Regions from separate parts of the Homo sapiens genome. Here region 2 is linked to region 1. Evidence: chromatin loops called from intact Hi-C (ENCODE). Cell type or tissue: heart right ventricle. All regions are shown on one strand. Links, peaks and the distances in the headings refer to the core of each region. The heading gives the core; the rest is flanking DNA. Region 1 has its middle 15 kb from the start of FKBP9. Region 2 overlaps NT5C3A (5'-nucleotidase, cytosolic IIIA).

Evidence for each region. A loop is a pair of places that touch in the nucleus more often than their neighbours do. Peaks named below come from ENCODE experiments on the same cell type or tissue, not always from the same donor. Only the 100,000 strongest peaks of a DNase experiment are listed, where the experiment ranks them.
Region 2: a loop joins it to region 1, with 2.2 times the contacts of the local background. A loop is called at or near these places in 40 of 110 quality-filtered maps.

The regions. Positions count from the first base shown.
Region 1 is chr7:32,936,800-32,947,539 of GRCh38, forward strand. It overlaps the pseudogene RP9P. Among named protein-coding and RNA genes, the nearest start is that of FKBP9, 15 kb to the right of the region's middle. RefSeq lists an enhancer at 4,225-5,113 and silencers at 5,763-5,922, 6,113-6,522. In heart right ventricle, for the core only: CTCF peaks have their summits at 6,446 (motif pointing left) and 6,655; DNase peaks (open chromatin) are centred at 5,802, 6,052 and 6,432; H3K4me3 peaks cover 2,630 bases; H3K27ac peaks cover 3,589 bases.
Region 2 is chr7:33,044,014-33,054,753 of GRCh38, forward strand. All of the region lies in intron 1 of NT5C3A (5'-nucleotidase, cytosolic IIIA), which reads right to left. It also overlaps the pseudogene RN7SL505P. Among named protein-coding and RNA genes, the nearest start is that of NT5C3A, 13 kb to the right of the region's middle. RefSeq lists a silencer at 187-346. In heart right ventricle, for the core only: a CTCF peak has its summit at 6,911 (motif pointing left); no DNase peak of the experiment used is centred there; H3K27ac peaks cover 1,382 bases.

The sequences.
Region 1 (10,740 bases), core at 1,563-9,562:
AAAGCAGGTTATAATCTCTCTGCTGTCTAGGAGCTACAAAATAAACACATGGTATTAACCACTGTGTGGCATCCTACAGCTAAATATACTGAGTGTTGGGCAGGGCCAGGCCCTGCCTGCAGTTATGCTAGAGAAAGATCTTTAAACATCTGTCTTCCATGGGAGAACAAGAGCACCACCCGGTTACTTGAAAAGGCCGAAATGCCCAGTAATGTGGATGCCCACAATGCAGGGTCTCCAACCTGCAACCACTGCCCTGTTAAGGTGAAAAGTCATTCAGCTCTTGGGCCACCAAAAAGTAGGCCAGACTCCACCAAAAAACTGCATTTTGTATGCAATCTCCCAGAAGTCTGATTATGAAGGATTTTAACTCCTTGAGGACCTTTCCTTACATGACCCACATAGCATAGGTAACAAAAAGTGCCTGTGACAGAAACAAACTGTTGACTGAGTGAACATCACACTATGTCAACCCCCCAAAAAGAAAAACGAAGGCAAAATTAATGTCAGTAGAGTTCATTTGAGCCAAATTTGAGGACTGCAAGCTGGGAGTATCTATTTAAGTTGCCCGGAATATACACTCCTGGGTTGCAGTCCTCAAACTTGGCCCAAAATAAACTCTATACTTATATTAATTTAGCTTCAGTTTTTTCCTTTGGGTCAACATATCTGGCATAGTTGGCAGAATAGGTCCCTCCCTCCACCACTGCCCAGTGTTTCTCTCTGAAAGCGGCACTTGGTACCAACATGAACTCCTATCTCTGACTTTCCTAAGGTCAGGGGATCAGGATTTTTATCTGCCAACACATGGGTCTTAAGTCGCCAATTTACTTTGGTTTGGGGCCAAGGTCTTGTTGCATTGTGACCTTTCATTATGGAAACTGTGCTTGTTTCACCCTGGACCAACCTCTCTTGGAGTCCCTTTTCCTAATTTATGAGAATGAATACTTCCCTCCGAAGATTAAAGGCACTCACTCCCTCTGGCCCATTAGGGAACTCTAAATAATCAGAGACTTGGCGAGGTGCCAGGACTTTGTCCATAACATTCAGTGGCCTTACAGGGTTTCCTCTGTGAGAACATCTGTACCCTCTCACCCTGCCAGTGAGTGTGCATAAAGGCTGGTCATCTTGCATTTGTGAGTCCTCTGTGACCTTCAGGGGATTCAGCGTTTCTGAGACACATAAGAGAGGAGACCTGACTTACTGGTGACACACCGAAGTGATACACTCACAAGCGGCACATTTAGGCCCAAAACACTGCTCAGAGTCATGAATGATTCAGGTCTCTAAATTATGGGTAACAAATCATCCGGGTCTGAGGACTCCCCAAGGAGGCACCCTCCCTCGGAGACACCAGCTGGTTTTATGTGCAATACCTGCTGAGTTTCATCTTATAAGTATTTGCACACATTGGCCCACATGACTCGAGAGGACCCCAAATTATGATGGCCAATATAGGGGTCCTTTGAAAGGCCTAAAGTAATTCAATTTTCTGCACAATTGGGAAAAGCTGGGTTTAGAACCAGACAAATTAAATGGGAAATCTCCTTTCTGTTTGCCCTGGCTGAAATCTGCTCATGAGAGATATAAAAAAATTTTTTTAAAGAGCTGTGTGGTCGGCCGGGCGCAGTGGCTCACGCCTGTAATCCCAGCACTTTCGGAGGCTGAGTTGGGTGGATCATGAGGTCAGAAGTTCGAGACTAGCCTGACCAACATGGTGAAACCCCATCTCTACCAAAGATACAAAAATTAGTCAGCTGTGGTGGCGCACGCCTGTAATCCCAGCTACTCTGGAGGCTGAGGCAGGAGAATCACTTGAACCTGGGAGGTGGAGGTTGCAGTGAGCCAAAATCATGCCACTGCACTCCAGCCTGGGTGACAGAGTGAGACTCCATCTCAAAAAAAAAAAAAAAAAAAAAAAAAAAGCTCTGTGGTCAGAGTCAGCTGCTTAATTAAAGGCTGACATTCAGGCTATAATTTTTTTTTTTTTTTTTTTTGAGAACTAAAAAAGGCCCTTCTGCTTTTTCTCTTTTCGATCTTATTCCTGATAATATTTTTCAGTCGACTGAAACCCCTTTTAAAAAAATGTTGGAGGCCACTGTTTGCTTCCTACCTTGTTGGCATTATTTTGGTTGAGAAAAATGTAAAACTTCATTGGCCTTTTAGAAAGCTTAAAATCTCCCAAACTGGCCCCTCTAATACTTAACTCTTCCATTTCCTTCCACTTCTGCTCCTTCTCCCTTTTGCCATCTTGAACACATAGGAGACTTCTGGCACTCCTGAGACCCCTTGAGTACACGGAAAAAGGGGCCATGCCCACCCTTTTTTGGGGTCTTCAGTCTTTCTCATGGAATCTAAGAGTCATGAGTAGGCTTCTCTCAGGTCTGTGGCTCTGCTCTATTTTGCACGGAGTTTCTGGATCTCTGGCTTTTGGAGTATGAGGTATTACTTTGTATTGTGGTGGAGAACTTGACATTTTCATGTGTGATGGCTGGCAAGTCACTGGCAAAAGCTGCAGTTTTGGAAGTGGCTGACAGCTGTTGCAGTGAATGGTCACTACTGAAGGAGGCAACTTGTTTCTTTGCCTGTTTAGATTTAAAAGGTGTGCTTTGAACACTTGAAGACTCCTGTGGGAGAGAGGCTGACTGCAGAGTGGACTGATGGAGTCAGGTCGCCCACCAGCCTCTGTGAAATGTCCTTGTATTGAGGAAAACTGTGGAAAGAATTCACACTGGTTCAGTCGTATTTCCCTCTTCTTGGGGACCTGGGATTCAATGTAAAAGTAGAATCCTTAAATTTTAAAGATCTGAATGTTCTGCCTTTCAGCTGTGCCTGCTTTTCACATATTTAAATATTAGGCCCTGAAAACTGCAACTTCTTTCACTGTCCTATTCATTAAGAGGCTCCATCCTGAAGTCAGAAATCTCATTAAGAAACAATCGATCTGGCTCACGCCTGTAATCCCAGCACTTTGGAAGGCCGAGACAGGCAGATCACTTGAGTATGGGAGTTCGAGACCAGCCTGAACAACATGGCGAAACCCTCTCTCTACTAAAAATACAAAAATTAGCTGGGTGTGGTAGCAGGTGCCTGTAATCTCAGCTACTCCAGCTACTCAAGAGGCTGAGGCACGAGAATCTCTTTTTTTTTTTTTTTTTTTTTTTTTTTTTTTTTTTTGAGACGGAGTCTCGCTTTGTCACCCAGGCTGGAGTGCAGTGGCACCATCTCGGCTCACTGCAAGCTCCGCCTCCCGGGTTCATGCCATTCTCCTGCCTCAGCCTCCCGAGCAGCTGGGACTACAGGTGTCCGCCACCACGCCCGGCTAATTTTTTGTATTTTTAGTAGAGACGAGATTTCACCACGTTAGCCAGGATGGTCTCAATCTCCTGACCTCGTGATCCGCCGGCCTCGGCCTCCCAAAGTGCTGGGTTTACAGGCGTGAGCCACCGCGCCCGGCAGAGAACCTCTTGAACCCGGGAAGCAGAAGTTGCAGTGAGCTGAGATAGCGCCACTGCACTCCAGCCTGGGCAAAAGAGGGAGACTCTGCCTCAAAAAAAAAGAAGAACAAGAAGAAGAAGAAGAAACAATCTATCAAACTAAATCAGTTGACAAAATGCAACTTCCTGACATTTAGCTGGCTACTTTGAAACTCTGTTTAAAAAAAAAAAAAATAGTCTTGCTCTGTCGCCCAGGCTGGAGTGCAGTGGCAGGATCTCGACTCAACACAACCTCCGCCTCCAGGTTCAAGCGATTCTCGTGCCTCAGCCTATTCAGTAGCTGGGATTACAGGCGTGCGCCACCAAGCCTGTCTAATTTTTATATTTTTAGTAGAGACAGGGTTTTGTCATGTTGGCCAGGCTGGTCTCCAGCTCCCGATCTCAAGTGATCTGCCCACCTCAGCCTCCCAAAGTGCTGGGATTAAGGGCGTGAGCCAAAGGCGCCCAGCCTGAAACTCTTTATAAAAGAAATCTACCGCCGGGCACTGTGGCTCAAGCCTGTAATCCCAGCACTTTGGGAGGCCAAGGCGGGTGGATCACCTGAGGTCACGAGTTCGAGGTCAGCCTGGCCAACACGGTGAAACCCCATCTCTACTAAAAATACAAAAAAAAAAAAAATTAGCTGGGTGTGGTGGCACACACCTGTAACCCCAGCTACTTGGGAGGCTGAGGCAGGAGAATCATTTGCACCTGGGAGGTGGAGGTTGCAGTGAGTCGAGATCGTGTCAATACACTCCAGCCTGGGTGACCGAGGGAAACTCCGTCTCAGAAAAGAAAAAAATAAAAAAAAGAAAGAAAGAAAAAAAAAAAAAGAAAAAAAACCTCCTTTTGTAAGGGCATCTCCCTCGGTGGACCTAAACCACTAGAAAATTTCAGGATGGGGAAGACATTGGTTTAAAGTTTACATAACAAACGGTACGGTACCTCTGTTTAAAATACTTTTCCTGGTAATTTTAACCAGTTTGTAACCTATGCCTTTCTTTGTCTCAGCAAATAATTCTGTTTAGGTACAAGTTCTGTGTCTTTTAGATGTAAATTTTTTACTTTGTTTCATCTAATAGTCTTTTGAAAGTGCAAGCTTAGGGTTGCCTAGCTACTAATTACTTAGGGTAGTGGAAAAGATAATCAAGAGACTGATCCTCTAAAGTGGACGATCACTAAGTGGAGGATCACTAAGTAGACGATCTAACTGGATGATCACTTCAGACGATCATCTGAAGTGGGCATAGACTATTAGAAAACTGGCTAATGAAGAATCTTATAAAAGATCTGCTTCTGTTTGTCTGTATGCCTATGTTTATATGTGTTACAGGCATGTGACATTTCATTACCAAAATACATGAAAAAGCTCAAATTAATTGGCATCAAAATATGCCACCCTGACATACTGATGACTCTGAGCTAAAAGAAACAGAACCAGCCAACACAGGAAAACTTCACCTCGCCGGCAACTGCTCCCCTTTTGTAAAGAGAAATTTACATCTTTAAAGGAAATTTCCATGAGTAAACGTATCTGTATCAGAAAGAGAGCTGCCTGGAGACAGCTTTTATCACCTGGGAGCCTAACAAAGCAACCTTTATTCATCATACATTTTGACCCTTCCATAATTTGTCTCCACCACGCCCCAAAAGGCCCATGCTCCTATTCCCTGGCCCTTCTTTCAGTCTCCCACTTTTGTGGCCCTCCAGTGCATGGGTATGTAAAAATAGTTTTTCTCTTGTTAATCTGTCTTATGACAATTTAATCTGTGGCCCAGCTAAAGAACCTAGAAGCGTAGGGGGAAGCCATATCTCCCTCCCCCACCTTTGAATCTTCTTTACACCACACTCTCCCGGGTCATCTGGACCCTCCTTGAACTGGAGCCACGGGAGCGCAAGGCCTCCCAAGTCAGGGCCCGAATTCCGCGTGGTGCCAAACGGCAGCTGGCTCCCTGAATGCCCACCCTGAACCCTGGTAAAAAATAAAAAAAACAACAACAAAATTCCCTCCAACCCGGAGAAAACAAGTCCGCCTCTGTTCTACCTAGCAGCGCCGTGGCCAGTCCCCGCCGCCCATTCTCTCTTCTTCCGGGCCTCGCCACACCAACACTGCAGGACCCGTGTCCTCGTCCCTTCTCCGTAGCAGAGGATGAAAAGAACGGGGTTTCTCCATGTCGCAGTGGCCCAGGGAACTCAGAGGTGGAGCGCGGGGGCAGCGTGCTCGGTTGAACTTGCCTGTTCGGTCCACAAATGCCGAGCAAGCGCCAATAACTCTTGGCTTCCCCAAAAGAGGCGACGCCCACACCAAAGCGGGGGCGAGGAGCGCAAGCCGCTGCCGCCTCCCCGGGCCGAGGCCCCCGCCCACCCGCGCCGCGGCCTCCAGGGCCCCTCCGTGGCCGGGCGGGCCTCGCTCCCCACCCAGTGAGGACTAGAAGTCCCGTCGCAGGCACTAGGTTCCTCACAGGCCCGCACCCCTGCCTGGGTCCTGGGGGCTTGGAGGACCCAGCCCAGCGCCCAACACGGCGCCGGGCGCCCCTGTTCCCAGAAAACGGGCGGCGCGCGGACTGCGGCCCAGACGGCTGCTCGAGACTCACAAGGACTCCAGGCGCTTGAGCTGCTGCAGCTGCTGGGCGTCGTGCCGCCGCCGCTTCTGCTCCCGGGCCCGCTGCAGTTCCTGATCCAGCGGCTCCCGCGGCCACCACGCGCCCCCAGCCCTCGCATCCTCGCGCCCCGGCCAGGACGACATCGCGGCACCTGCGGCGCGGCTCTGGCTGCGGCCAAGAGGGCACTTCCTCCGTGCGGCGCCCCTTCCCGCCGCCGCCCCGCGACTCGCCCGGGAGGGGCCCCGAAGTCCCGGCCTCGGCCGCCAGATGCCCGCCTGCCCGCGGCCGGCCCCAAGTCAGTGCGCAGAGCCCCAGAGCCCAGCCGCCGGTGGGCGGGGAGCGCCCGCTGGCGGCGGCTGGAGCCGAGGCGGGGCGGGGCCCTGGTTGGGAGCCTGGGGAAGCTTCCAGGAGCTTCAGGGTTCCCGCCAGGCCACACTCATCTCCCTGCCCCTTTGAGGTTCCCGACCGAGGCAAGGGGTCTTGTGCAAGTCAGGTTTGTAGATCCCTAGTGACCAGACCCACGGGAGCTGCTCATTACATAGCAATAGGATTCAGCCATTTTTGGAAGAAAGCAATACTCTGCATATAAATTCTCCAATTTTCAGATCATATGATCCATGCTTAAAACATAGTCAATGTATATTGTATTTAGCAAGGTATAGGTTCTGGAGATGAAAATAAAAGCTACCATACACAGCACTTGTTATGTACCAATCAGCTAAACCCTTAATAAGAATGTCTTTAATCTTAAACTTGTGTTATTACCACCCTTATAGTGATCTACACATTCAGTGCAATCCCTGGCAAAATCCCACTGACTTTTTTTTTTACAGAAATAGGAAAACCAATCCTAAAATTCATATGGAATCTAAACGGACACCTTACCCTGGGCCTCTTACTTGTTTTGCAGCAAGTAGGTGCAAGTAGGTTAATGTGGCATATTACATTTATTGATTTGTGTGTGTTGAACCATCCTTGTATTCCAGGAATCAATTCCATTTGGTCATAGTGCATTACCCTGTTAATAAGGTATTCAACCTGTTTTCCTACCATTTTGTTGAGAATTTTTGCATTAATGTTGATAAGTGATTTGGGGGTGTAGTTTTCTTATAATGTCTTTGTCTGGCTTTGTATCAGGGTAATGCTAGCCTCAATATGAGATAGGAAGTTTTCCTTTCTCTTTAATTTTTTTGGAAATGATTGAAAAGAATTGGTGTTAGTTCTTTTTTTTTTTTTTTTTTTTAAGACAGAGTCTTGCTCTGTTGCCCAGGCTGGAGTGCAGTGGCGTGATCTCGGCTCACTGCAAGCTCTGCCCCCCGGGGTTCACGCCATTCTCTTGCCTCAGCCTCCCAAGTAGCTGAGACCACAGGCGCCCGCCACTGCACCCAGCCAATTTTTTGTATTTTTAGTAGAGACGGGATTCACCATGGTCTCGATCTCCTGACCTTGTGATCCGCCTGCCTCAGCCTCCCAAAGTGCTGGGATTACAGGCATGAGCCACTGCACTCGGCCAAACTGGTGTTAGTTCTTTAAATGTTTGGTAGAATTCACCAGTGAAGCAATTAGGTCCAGAGCTTTTCTTTGGTGGTAAATTTTATTTTTTATTTATTTTTAGAGACTTGCTAAAGTGGCTCATGCCTGTAATCCCAGCACTTTGGGAGGCTGAGGCGGGCAGATCACCTGAGGTCAGGAGTTCGAGACCAGCCTGACCAACATGGAGAAACCCCATCTCCACTAAAAATGCAAAAAATTAGCCGGGCGTAGTGGCACATGCCTGTAATTCCCAGCCACTCGGGAGGCTGAGGTAGGAGAATCGCTTGAACTCGGGAGGCGGAGGTTGCAGTGAGCCAAGATTGCGTCATTGCACTCCAGCCTGAGCAACAAGAGTGAAACTCCATCTAAAAAACAAAAGAAAGAAAGAAAAAAAAGGCAATAACTACAGTTACAAACCATTGTTACAATACTAGGTTTTATAATTACCCGACTATTTATCTTTATTGAGATCCTTATTTCTTCATATAGCTTCTGCTTACTGTCTAGTGTTCTTTTATTTCTTCTTTTTTTAAATTTATTTTTGTCTCATTTTTCCAAGAAAATCTCACTCTGTCACCCAGGTTGGAATGCAGTGGCTCAATCTTGGCTCACTGCAACCTCCGCCCCCAGGGTTCAAGCGATTCTTGTGCCTCAGCCTCCCAAATAGCTGGAATTACAGGCATATGCCACCACGCCCAGCTAATTTTTGTGTTTTTAGTAGAGACGGGGTTTCACCATGTTGGCCAGGCTGTTCTCAAACTCCTGACCTCAAGTGATCCACCTGCCTCGGCCTTCCAAAGTGCTGGGAATACAAGCATGAGCCACGGTGCCTAGCCTAGTGTTCTTTTATTTCAGCCTGTGGAACTCCCTTGAACATTTCTTTCAGGGCTTGTCTAATGGTAATAAACTTCTTTGGCTTTTGTTTATCTTGAAATGTCTCAATTTGTCCCTAATTTTTGAAGGACAGTCTTGCTCGATATAGGACATATGATTGATGGTTTTTCCTTTTAGCAATTTGAATATATTAGCCATGTGCCTTCTGGCCTCTAAAGTCTCTGATGAGAAATCTGCACATAATCTAATTATGGATCCCTTGTCAGATGAGTTGCTTCTCTTGCTGCTTTAAAGATACTCTCTTTGTCTTTGTCTTTCAAAAGTTTGACTATAATGTGTCTTGTTGTGAATCTCTTTGAGTTCATCTTAATTGGAATTTGTTGAACTTCTTGGATTTTTATATTCACGGATTTCATCAAATTTGAGAAGTTTTGGCCATTATTTATTTAAATAGTCTCTGTGCCCCTTTCTATTTCTTTCCTGTTTCCTGGACTCCCACAATGCATAAATTGGTTCACTTGATAATGTCCCATTGGTCCCTTAAGCTCTGTTCACTTTTCCTTCCCTTTTAACTTAATTTTTGTTGTTGTTGTTGTTGTTAGAAATGAAGTCTCACTATGTTGCCCAGGCCGATCCTCAGCAATCCTCCTGCCTCCTGAGTAACTGGAATTACAGTGTATTACAGGGATAGATCATGGCCAATTGCATGGAGATTGTCCATAAGAGCTGGCCAATTTTATGATTATTGGAAGACTTGCATCAGGATAAATAGCTGCTTTTTTTCCCTTTTAGAACATGATTCTTCTTGGATAATACGTTCACATTAATTTTCTATGAAGTGCCACTCTTTCTGAAATTCTTTTGTGATTCTATATACACCAACAGCATTCTCTGTTTTCGCATCTTCTGTGCCATGTTTCTATGTTGTTTGAGGTATACAGAAATCCGTTCCACATGCACTCATATACAGACCACAAATTTAGTGGAGACAGTATCACTGAACAGCAACACCATTGCATAAGTGTCTTCGTTGTTGTTGTTGTAGACAGGGGATCTCACTATGTTGCCCAGACTGGTCTCAAACTCTTGACCTCAGGTGATCCTCCTACCTTGGTCTCCCAAAGCAATGGAATTACATGAGCCACCATGCCTGGTCACATAAGTGTCTTTTTATCCTTCCATACACATAATTATTTTTGAACCAGTGAGAAACTTATCTGGCTTCTTCAGGCAAATGAAGCTTTAATTAAGAAAAAAAAAAAAAACAACTCCTGGAATGTCATCAGCCAGAAGGAATACCAATGCAGGAAAATGATGTGGTTTTGTTGTTGTTGTTTGGTTTTTTGTTGTTATTGTTTGTTTTTTTCTTGAGATGGAGTCTCACTCTGTTGCCCAGGCTGGAGTGCAGTGACATGATCTTGACTCACTGCAATCTCCGCCTCCCAGTTTCAAGCGATTCTCCTGCCTCAGCTGGGATTATAGACATGTACCACCACAACTGGCTAATTTTTGTGTTTTTAGTAGAGACAGGGTTTCACCATGTTGACCAGGCTGATCTTGAACTCCTGATGTCAGGTTATCTGCCCACCTCGGCCTCCCACAGTGCTGGCATCACAGATGTAAGCCACCATGCCTGGCCTTTTTTTTTTTTTTTTTTTTTGAGACAGAGTCTCACTCTGTTGCCCAGGTTGGAGTGCAGTAGCACAATCTCAGCTCACTGCAACCTCTGCCTCCTGGCTTCAAGTGATTCTCATGCCTCAGCCTCCTGAGTAGCTGGTACTACAGGCACACACCACCACTCCTGGCTAATTTTTGTATTTTTAATAGAGATGAGGTTTTGCCATGTTGGCTAGGCTGGTCTCCAACTCCTGACCTCAATTGATCTGCCTACCTCGGCCTCCCAAAGTGCTGGGATTACAGGTGTGAGCCACAGCACCTGGCCCTCTTTTTATATTTTTATATTTTCTATATTTTTTATATTTTTATATTTCTTAAAAAGGTGTTCAGTTAGACAATAATTTTAGCTATGCCAAGGCTGGAGTGCAGAGGCACGATCACAGCTCGTTCCAGCTTTGAATTCCTGGGCTCAAGCAATCCTCCTGCCTCAGCCACCCCAAGTGCTGGGATTATAAGCATGAACCCTTTTATTTAATTCCTTTAGGGTAAAAGAAAAGAAAGAAATTGTCCAGCCATAATCAGTGACCTTAGAGTCAGCAAGCAAGTAGTCTAAAAATGTTAAGATATAATTTTGTGCTGAAACCAATTGAGTCAGGTTTCTCTCACTTGCAATTGAA
Region 2 (10,740 bases), core at 2,741-10,740, 110 kb after region 1:
TTGGGACACTTTTTTTTTTCTTTTTTTTTTGAGACAGAGGTTCACTCCCGTTGCCCAGTCTGGAGTACAATGGCGCTATCTGGGCTCACCGCAACCTCTGCCTTCCCAGGTTCAAGTGATTCTCCTGCCTCAGCCTTCCTGAGTAGCTGGGATTACAGGCATGCACCACCAAGCCCAGCTAATTTTGTATGGGACACATTTTGAACCAAACTATATCAGGCTGTCTCTGGGCAACACATAACATGAGAGGGCTTGAGAAGTCTATGAATGAGTAAGAATGTTTAAAAAATATGCCACAAGAAAGGAATAAGGACACAAGCAAAGCACTGAATCAAAGACACTGAATGTTGTTTCTAATAGCTCTAGGGCACTTAAAAAAATTTTTTTTGAGAAGGGATAGAAAGGATATGGAAGTACGAAGTTGTAAAGACAGGTTCTTTAACTGCACAATGGACTTTCACCTCTGTACACAATAAATGGGGCCTGTTGCCTTGGAGTTTTATTTACTCATTGACATAGAAACAGAAATCACTCCTATCACTCCTAGCGGCAAACTCTGGATCTGAAATTCATATGTCAAAGAGCACAGCACTTGTACAGAATTCACAAATGGAAGATTTTTTTTCCTCCCCTTTTAACGCTGAAACTGGATGTCTTTATCAATGGAAAAAGGGATATCCATTTTTATTTCTGAGTAACTAGTTAAGAGCTTTTTAGATAGTCAATTATTCAATCAACTTGAAAAACTAAAAATTATCACTTCATATTTTGCCATCAAAAGATTTCTTAGAAATTCCAAATAATGAAAAAACAAAAAGCCCACAGAAAACCAAATATATGAATTTAAGCTTTAATAACTTATTATTTGTCTTTAACATTGAGACAGGGAAGTAAACAAAGGTACTGCATTAATTAAAAGTTGCATGTAAAAGAAATCACATCATAATCCCACATAAAACTTGTAGCAAGTATTTTTACTTCTCAACAATACAATCTACACTTGCCTACTAATTTACAGTTGGGCTACTATAATCCAATTACCTTTCCAACAAGGAATGTATTTTTAAACTTAAATTGGATGACACCCTAGGAAGTTATTCCAAACAAAACAATGAAGCTGCCATATACGGAAGACAATTTAGTAGAAGATGAGATGCAATAGTCTCTATACTGACTCTTGCAAAACTTGTTCTTGCTAATTGCTGCATGATGTAAATAGAAAGATGATTTTTTTAAACATGCAAAACATCAGTCTAGGTATGTGACTTCTCTTCAAACTTCCCTGAAGACAACAGTGAACTGACTTCAATATTATGACTATTCAAAATAGAACTGAAACAAGGTACTATAAATGTTTATATGAATACGGTTTAAAATGTATAAGGAGCAGAAAACAGAGATGAAATAATCATTTATCATATTTTTTGAAAATGAATGGCAAATGAAAAATTTTTTTTTTTTTTTGAGACGGAGTCTCACTCTGTCACCCAGGCTGGAGTGCAGTGGCACGATCTCGGCTCACTGCAATCTCCGCCTCCTGAGTTCAAGCGATTCTTCTGCCTCAGCCTCCCGAGTAGCTGGGACTACAGGCGTGCGCCACCACACCTGGCTAATTTTTGTATTTTTAGTAGAGATGGGGTTTCGCCATGTTGTCAGGCTGGTCTCGATCTCCTGACCTCATGATCCGCCCACCTTGGCCTCCCAAAGTGCTGGGATTACAGGCGTGAGCCACCGCACCCGGCCCTCATTTTTTTTTTTAATTAAAATTTTTTTTAAAAAAACATAGAGACAGGGTCTCATTATGTTGCCCAGGCTGTAGTACGGTGGCTATTCACAGGCATGACCCCACCACTGATCAGCTTAGGAGTATGGACCTGCTCTGTTTTCAACCAGGGCTAGTTCACCCCTCCTCAGGCAACCTGGTGGTCCCCTGCTCCCAGGAGGTTCCTATATTGATGCCGAACTTAGTGCAGACACTTGATTGGCACAGCACACTAAAGCTTGGAACTCCTGGGCTCAAGTGATCCTTTCACCTCAACCTCCCAGGGACCATAGGCGCTAGGCCAGTACGCCCAGCCTCATGTTTTTTATCATTTAAGATCACTGCAAAAACTTATCCTAGTAGATGACTGTGAGTGAGACTGATTGCAGCCTTATGAATTTACAGACATATGTATATGCAAACTGATGAGAACCTATGGTTCCCATCTCAATGTATTTCTTAAACTTTGCAAAAATCTAGGCCTGGGGCTGAGGCTCACATCTGTAATCCCAGCACCTTGGGAAGTCGAGGTAGAAGGATTGCTTGAGCCCAGGAGTTTGAGACCAGCCTGGGCAACATACAGAGGCCCTGTATCCACAAAAAATGTTAAAAAATTAGCCAAGTGTGGTGGCATGTGCCTGTAGCCCCAACTTCTCAGGAGGCTGAGGTGGAAGGATCACTTCAGCCCAGAAGGTAGAGGCTGCAGTACAATCATGCCACTGCACTTCAGCCTGTGTGACAGGGGGAGGTTGTCTCAAAAAAAAAAAAATTGCAAAAATCTAGATCAAGTAATTTAATTTTCAAAAACTCAAGTAAAATTGTTGAACATGAACTATATCTTTTTTACTTTCTTACTTAAAAAGCATTAAATTCTGTTTTAAACTTTTAGCAGAAATGACACTGATGTTACAATAGGTAGGTCAGGTTCAAGAAAATAGGATGTAAGACAATAACATAAATGAAGGGAGTCTTTCCTGGCTCTCCTTTCAAATGCCATATGTTTGAATATTTCAAGATGCTTAGCACTGACTTTTTTTTTTTTTTTGGAGATGGAGTCTCATTCTGTCGCCCAAGCTGGAGTGCAGTGGTGCAATCTTGGCTCACTGCAGCCTCTGCTTCCCGGGTTCAAACAATTCTACTGCCTTAGCCTCTGGAGTAGTGGGGACCACAGGTGCACCCTGCCACACCTGGCTTCTTTTTTTTTTTTTTTTAAGAGTCGGGTCTTGCTATGGGGTGTAGTAGGTTGGTCTTGAACTCCTATGCTCAAGCGATCCTCTCACCTCAGCCTCCCGAATCTTTTTATTTTATTATAGCTGAATCTCTATGATTGAAATGAAACAAGATGAAAAGCTTTCTGTTTTAATTTTGGACTCCTTCTACATCTCACAATTGGTATTCCTGCCCTTAAAAAGAAACAAACAATATTGTTTAAGATCACTATTTTGTTATAAGTTAAATTAAAAATGGCAAAAAGGTAATGCAATTTAAGCTTTTATTATTGGTGCACTATATCGAGTACATCTAAATGAGGAGTAAAAAGTTAAGATTTAACTTACTACCCTTCCTTCTTACTGTGCCACATAAACACATTAAGTAAATACTAAGGCAAGAGAACAATAAACAAAATTATTTTGAGATTTAAATTCATGAATTAATAGTAACTAGTAGCAAAATTATCTGAAATCATATGAAGGACTGGCGGGTGATAACTTGAGTTGAATACTATGCATCAATTAAATACATTTTTAAATAGTTATGATATCCATGTGATATAATAGCATAAATACAATATAGTTATGAAAATATAAGTATAAATTTATAAACAAATTAAGTAAACAATCTTGATTTAAAACATTACAGAATGACTTCATTTGGGTAAAAAAATTATACTTAATTATATACATAGAAAAATAAAGGAAGTACACTTACTAAAACGGGGGTCTTTTAAGGTGGTGAAAATTATAGATTTCTTTTGCTCATCTAGATTCACTTTTATATCAACGTGTATTGTATGATATAAAAAGAATCAATACAAAATAAAATAGATAAATTATTTATTTATTTGAGACAGGGTCTCACTCTATCACCCAGACTGGAGTGCAGTGGTATGATCTTAGCTTACCAGCCTCAACCTTCTGGGGTCAAGTGATCCTCCTGCCTCAGCCTCTCAAGTAGCTGGAACTATAGGCATGTGCCACCACACCTGGCTTTTATATGTGTATGTGTGTGTGTGTGTGTGTGTCTTTTGATTTCTTACTTAAATAGGATTAAATTCTGTATTTAAATAAACTTTTAGAGGAAATGACATTTATGTTGCAATAGGTAGGTCAGGTCCAAGAAAACAGGATGTAAGATAATACCATAAATGGCGTCTTCATTTATAGTATTGATACATTTGATTTGTGTGTGTGTGTGTGTGTGTGGTTTTTTTTTGATGTATTTGATTTTTAGTAGAGATGAGGTCCCCTTATTTTGCCCAGGCTGGTCTCTAACTCTTAGGCTCAGGTGATCCTCCTGCCTCCACCTCCCAACGTGCTGGGATTACAGGTATGAGCCACCTTGCCCGGCCTGGTAAATAGTTTAAAATAAACAAATTCCTTATAAAAAGCTGGATCATAATTCAGGTACTCATGAGTCCAATTATTAAGACTTCTTTAAAGTTAGGTCACATGACTGGAAACCCATGAATGTGGACCTCATAAGTTAGTTTTCTGAAATCTATAGTGAATCACATGATCGATCTATGCTTGCTATAAGTGTACTAGAGGGGATTCAAAAGTGGGTAAAACATATATGAAAGCTTTATTATCTATAGTAACTTATGTTTCTTGCATAGTTTTAGCCAAATTAAATTTCAGTAGCTCAAAATTAAATAATTATATATGCAATGCCTCCAAGACCCCCGGGTCACTTTAATCATCTCCAATGATTATGGCAGGCATTCAGGGGATCAGGCCCTGTTTTCTACAGTGCTAAGTGCTCAGGTTACAAATTGTTGCTCAAAATTTGGCATAATGCTGGATATCTCCCCATATCCCATCTTTTTAAACTTTAAGAAAGATGTATGACATCACCAAACATTCTGCTATCTCCAAATCTGAGGGCTCAAATGGAATATTGTTTAGAGATAATTTTTTAATGCATTACATAATTAAATCTACTTTAAGAGAGTATCATGTCTAAAAGTAAGTTGAACAAAATTAGCTTTATTAACAGAAGGGAGAAGATAGGACAATATGTATTGAATAACTACTACGTGGTAAGCACTGTTTACAACTTTATGTATATCATCTCTTTTTCAATCTTAATCCAGGAAGGCACTTAGAATAGTATACTGTTAGAATTCTCCAAAATATAATTACTTTAAAACATCAAGTGAAATAAAATACAAACACTAAGAACATATTCTTTATTAATTATTATTATTAGGCCTTATAGCAACATTGCCTGACAAAGTCAAAATACATTCTTAATATAATACCCTGAAGTAAACAAGGCATAAGAGTATTTAGGTGAATCATCCCCATTCTAGATAACTGGAAATTGAAGCTTAGAAAAGTTTAGTATCTTGTCCAAGGATAAACCATTAAAATGTGGCAGAGCTGAGATTTGAACCAAGGACTTACCAACTACTAAACTTTCAAAGACCACCCCATTCCCTTACAAGATTGTCTTCTGTTCAAGCCATAGATTCTATAACTTGTTAAAGGAAAAAGATACTGTATATCATTACTAAATAAGCCACACACAAAGAATTACAGAATAAAAATTATGGAACACTAGAGTTTCCTATCTTACCAAAATTAGGAACATGTGACAAAATCTCTTTTATGTACATATTGTACACAAAATAGAATTTTTATTCTATTTATCTAGCTTAGAAAGACATCAAAATTTTAAAAATTGACAACAGGCCGGGCACAGTGGCTCACGGCTGTAATCCCAGCACTTTGGGAGACCGAGACAGGCAGATCACAAGGTCAGGAGATCGAGACCATCCTGGCTAACACGGTGAAACCCCGTCTCTACTAAAAATACAAAAAAATTAGCCAGGCGTGGTGGCAGGTGACTGTAGTCCCAGCTATTTGGGAGGCTGAGGCGAGAGAATGGCGTGAACCCGGGAGATGGAGCTTGCAGTGAGCCAAGATCGCACCACTGCACTCCAGCCTGGGCGACAGAGGGAGACTCCATCTCAAAAAAAAAAAAAAAAAAAAAAATTACATAAAAATTGGCAACAAATGTACACCTGCTTAAATTACCCAAACAGGGAAACTTTATCCAAAAGCTTCAGAGTACAAGAATCAAACGAATGCTGACTGTGCTACTTAACTAGCTATTTCCTAAGTGAGTTAACAGAAAATTAGGAAAGTAACTACAGCTAGACTGTGTTTTAAGGACTAAATAAATGCGTAGAGTATACTTGGTCAACGTAGGCACCTCTAAATTTTAGTTTTTCCCTAGTTACCAAACAATAGCACAGTGCCAAATTAACCCAAATGGGAGTCAGTTTCTAACTGCTTTCTAGTTCTAGTCCCAGTGAAGCCTCCTTTTTTCTTAAGCCGACTATAGTAAGTTTCTATTTTGCAACATTTTGCTATGCTGTATATAATGCTTGGGTTCTCAACTTTTTCCTGTCTCACTGAATTTTATCTAGCAACTTGTTCCCTTAGAACCCTAACCATTTGACAGAGAAATCCAGATAGACTGAAAAACTGATCTTTTTCACTGGGAAAAGTCTGCCTAACTAATGATATCGGAGATAAGGCAAAGGAGAAGGCTATGCCTTCTGACAAGGCAGTAGAGAAGACAGAATGGGGACAGGAAGGATCTTGCAAGCACTGGCTCTCTACTTCCACCTAATTACAAGAAGGAACTTGGCAAACAAATGAAGCAACTCTTTAATGAACTGCTAAACTACTTTGTAATCTATCAGCACCTTGAAAATGAGGAAGATAAACAACATATATGAAAAAAATGACAAAATGGCATTTAAGTCTATAATGGCAGAAAGTTGTCTTACTTGGTTTAAATTGTATAGATTAATGGTTTAAGCAACTCTGAGAGTTAACATAAAAGTGCGTAACACAAGAAAGATAATTTGATATAGAATAGCAGTGTGTCACAATGGCCAGAGAAGTCTGCCACCTGCTGATGGAAAAACTGAATTGTATAGATTTCCCTACTGCTGTTTTTAAGGAGAGAAAAAAAACCTATCAGGTATGGTTTAATGACATTACATGTCAAGTTGTTAGGCTGAAGATATAAACTACAACCTCTAATTTAAAAGAGAATAAAGATTAAAATAGGACTTAAGATTCTTTATATATCTCTCTCTTTAATAACTCTCTCTAAATATGTAATACCTGAACTATTTTTATTTTTATTTTTTATTTATTTATTTTTTTTGAGATGGAGTCTCACTCTGTTGCCCAGGCTGGAGTGCAATGGTGCAATCTTGGCTCACTGCAACCTCTGCTTCTGGGGTTCAAGTGATTCTCCTGCCTCAGCCTCTTGGGTAGCAGGGATTACAGGCATCTGCCACCACTCCCAGATAATTTTTGTATTTTTAGTATAGATGGGGTTTCACCATGTTGGTCAGGGTGGTCTCGAACTCCTGACTTTGTGATCCGCCCGCCTCGGCCTCCCAAAGTGCTGGGATTATAGGCGTTAGCTACCACGCCTGGCCAACTGAACTATTTTTAAAGCAAACAAAAGAGGTAAATATGGAAACTATTTAACATAAAATACACAGGAACATTCAAACTACTATGAACATTAAGGATAATCCAAAACACTGTGCAAAAAATATAAAGTCCTATAGATTTCACCTCTGCAATCCATCTCTTTTCTGTCTTCCTCTTTCTACTGCTCCCATAACAGTTTAATACTTCATTATCTTTAATACAGGCTTATTTTAATTCCTGCTCCCCACCTCCAGATTCTAATAATATTAATTTAGTGCGTGCTCAGTTATCAGTTTAATTGTATCAAAACACATTCCAGATGGTATCACTTATTTTAAAAACCATACCCAAAGCCTCTCTAGCAAATAAATTGCAAATATCTTATACTAATAGAGATGTTCTACAATGTGGTCCCAACACACTTTAAAAAATCTTGTTGCTTTTAAAAAACCGATTTAAAAAATATATAAAAGCAATACATGCTCATGATATGTCAAACAATATAAAAAGTTAAAGGATGAAAAAGTTGAAGTCTCCCTTCCTGGTCTCATCCTCCCAAGTCCACTGTCATTAGTAAAACTAGAAACAGCTTCTAAAGTTTTTGTTTTGTTTTGTTTTGTTTTGTTTTTTAATTTCCAATGACATAAGGATATACATGTGTATTTCTTTTGGGAGCACAACTGTTCTGCAACTTGCCTTTTCCCCTTGTCACCATTTCTTGAGCTTTTTAAAATGTTAACATAGCCCGGTACAGTGGCTCACACCTGTAATCCAAGCACTTTGGGAGGCTGAGGCAGGTGGATCACCTGAGGTCAGGAGTTCGAGACCAGCTTGGCCAACATGGTGAAACCTCGTCTCTACTAAAAATACAAAATTAGCCAGGCGTGGTAGCAGGTGCCTGTAATACCAACTACTCAGGTGGCTGAGGCACCACGAGTATCACTTGAAGCTGGGAGACAGAGGTTGCAGTGAGCCAAGATCGCATCACTACACTCCAGCCTGGGCAACAGAGAGAGACTCGGTCTCAAAAAAAAAAAAAAAAAAAAAAAAAGTTATACAGATTTTTTTTTCACAGCTGCCCAATATTTTATTATACAAATGCACCATCATTCATTTAACCAATGTATACTGCCTTTAATAAAGTAAATGAAAGTACCTATTTTTCTATATCCTCATCACTCTCTCTTTATACAGTAATTGTCTGGCAGCACCGATTCTATTATTTGTGAGCAAGTAACCTGGAAGTTTTGTTACACATAAAATTTGCATTTTGCTGTAGTAAGAATTTTAATTGTTTACTTAAATGATTCTCAAGCTTTAGCACACATCACAATCACCTGCAGGCTTGTTAAAACAGACTGCTGGGTCCAACCTCAAAGTTTCTGATTGTTTGTCTGGAGTAGGACTAGATAACTCGCATATATAACAAGTTCCTGCTCAATGTTGATGCCATGGTCTGGGACCACTCTTTGAGTACCATTGGTGTAAAACACTAGTATATGGGATCCTGTATTTCAAAATAAGGTTTCATCCTTCTCTAGTTGTCATGGTTTATATAACCAGCTCTTAGGAGCCTTAGCCAGGTTGTAAAAAATTGCTGTATTGTAGGAAAAAATGCCCACCTCTTGCCCGCCAATCAATGGCTAGTATTGGTAACCGAGGTGAAGAAAGTAAAAGGATCTAAAGATGTAATGAGCCTGGGCAACATAACAAGACACTGTCTGTTTTTGTTTTTGTTTTTTTTCGAGACAGAGTCTTGCTCTGTTGCCCAGAGCTGGAGTGCAATGGTGTAATTTTGGCTCACGGCAACCTCTGCCTCCCGGGTTCAAGTAATTCTCCTGCCACAGCCTCCTGAGTAGCTGGGATTACAGGTTTGTGCCACCACGCCTGGCTAATTTTTGTATTTTTAGTAGAGACAGGGTTTCACCATGTTGGCCAGGCTGCTCCAGAACTCCTGACCTCAAGATCTGCCCACCTTGGCCTCCCAAAGTGCTGGGATTACAGGCGTGAGCCACCGTGCCCAGCCACAAGACCCTGTCTCTAAAAATAAAATTAGTCAGGCATGGTGGCACATGTCTGTAATCCCAGCTACTTGGGAGGCTGAGGGGGGAAGACGGTTTGAGCCCAGGAGGTCGAGGTTGCAATGAGCTATGATTGTACCACTGCACTCCAGCCTGGCTCACAGACTGTGATCCCATTTCTTAAAATAAATAAATAAATGACTGAAAGAAAGAAAGAAAGAAGTAATGGCTTTTAGTCAGAAAAAAATTTGTGAATAAATTTAAAATTAAGTATCCAGTTCAAAGGGGACTCCATCTGTTAGGTAAATGAATTCACAACAAAAGGAAAGAGAAAAAAAATTGTAAAGCTAAAACTGTTTCAGGAAGGAGCTGTTTCTAGCTAATATACAAGTAGCTCACTAGATAAGAGAACAACTTTGCATTAAAGTTGAAAATGTGGTTAACTTGTGGCATATGGATAATCTACAGGAAACCTGACAAACATGATTTGAAAGGACAAAGTCATACATGCCTGGTACAAACATTTCCACGTTTACAAATTTGGGAATTCAAGATCATCTTGAATATAGCCTTTGATAATGTTGAGTTTAATGGGCTGGGCATGGTGGCACATGTCTGTAATCCCAGCACTTTGGGAGGTAGAGGTAGGAGGATCGCTTAAGCCAGGAGTTTGAGACCAGGTGGGCAACATGGCAAAACCCCATCTCTACAAAAAATACAAAAATAAGCCAGGCATGGTGGCATGCACCTGTAGTCCCAGCTACCTGGGAGGCTGAAGTAGGAGGATCACTTGAGTCAAGCAGGTCAAAGCTGCAGTGAGCCATGATGGTGCCACTGCACTCCAGCCTGGGTGGCAGAGTAAGACCCTGCCTCAAAAAAAAAAAAAAAGAATTTAATGTATTTCTCTGTTTTTCAAACTGGAACAATCATGATTTTTATCCTTCAAACATCACCACAGCCATGAATCATTATGCAATGTCATTTCCTGTTTCTTTATCACATAGCCTTTTGTTGCTATGTCTCACAACCTTACACAGGTTGAGAGTATCCTTTACCCAAACTGCTTGGGACCAGATTTCGGGTATTTTGGGATTTTGGAATATTTGCACATACATTATATCTTGGGGATGGTGCCCAAGTTTAAATATGAAATTCATTTATGTTTCACATCTACCTTATATACATGGCCTAAAAGTAATTTTATAAAATATTTTACACAATTTTGTGGCTAAAACAAATTTGTGTACTCTTAACCATCAGAAAGCAAAGGTGT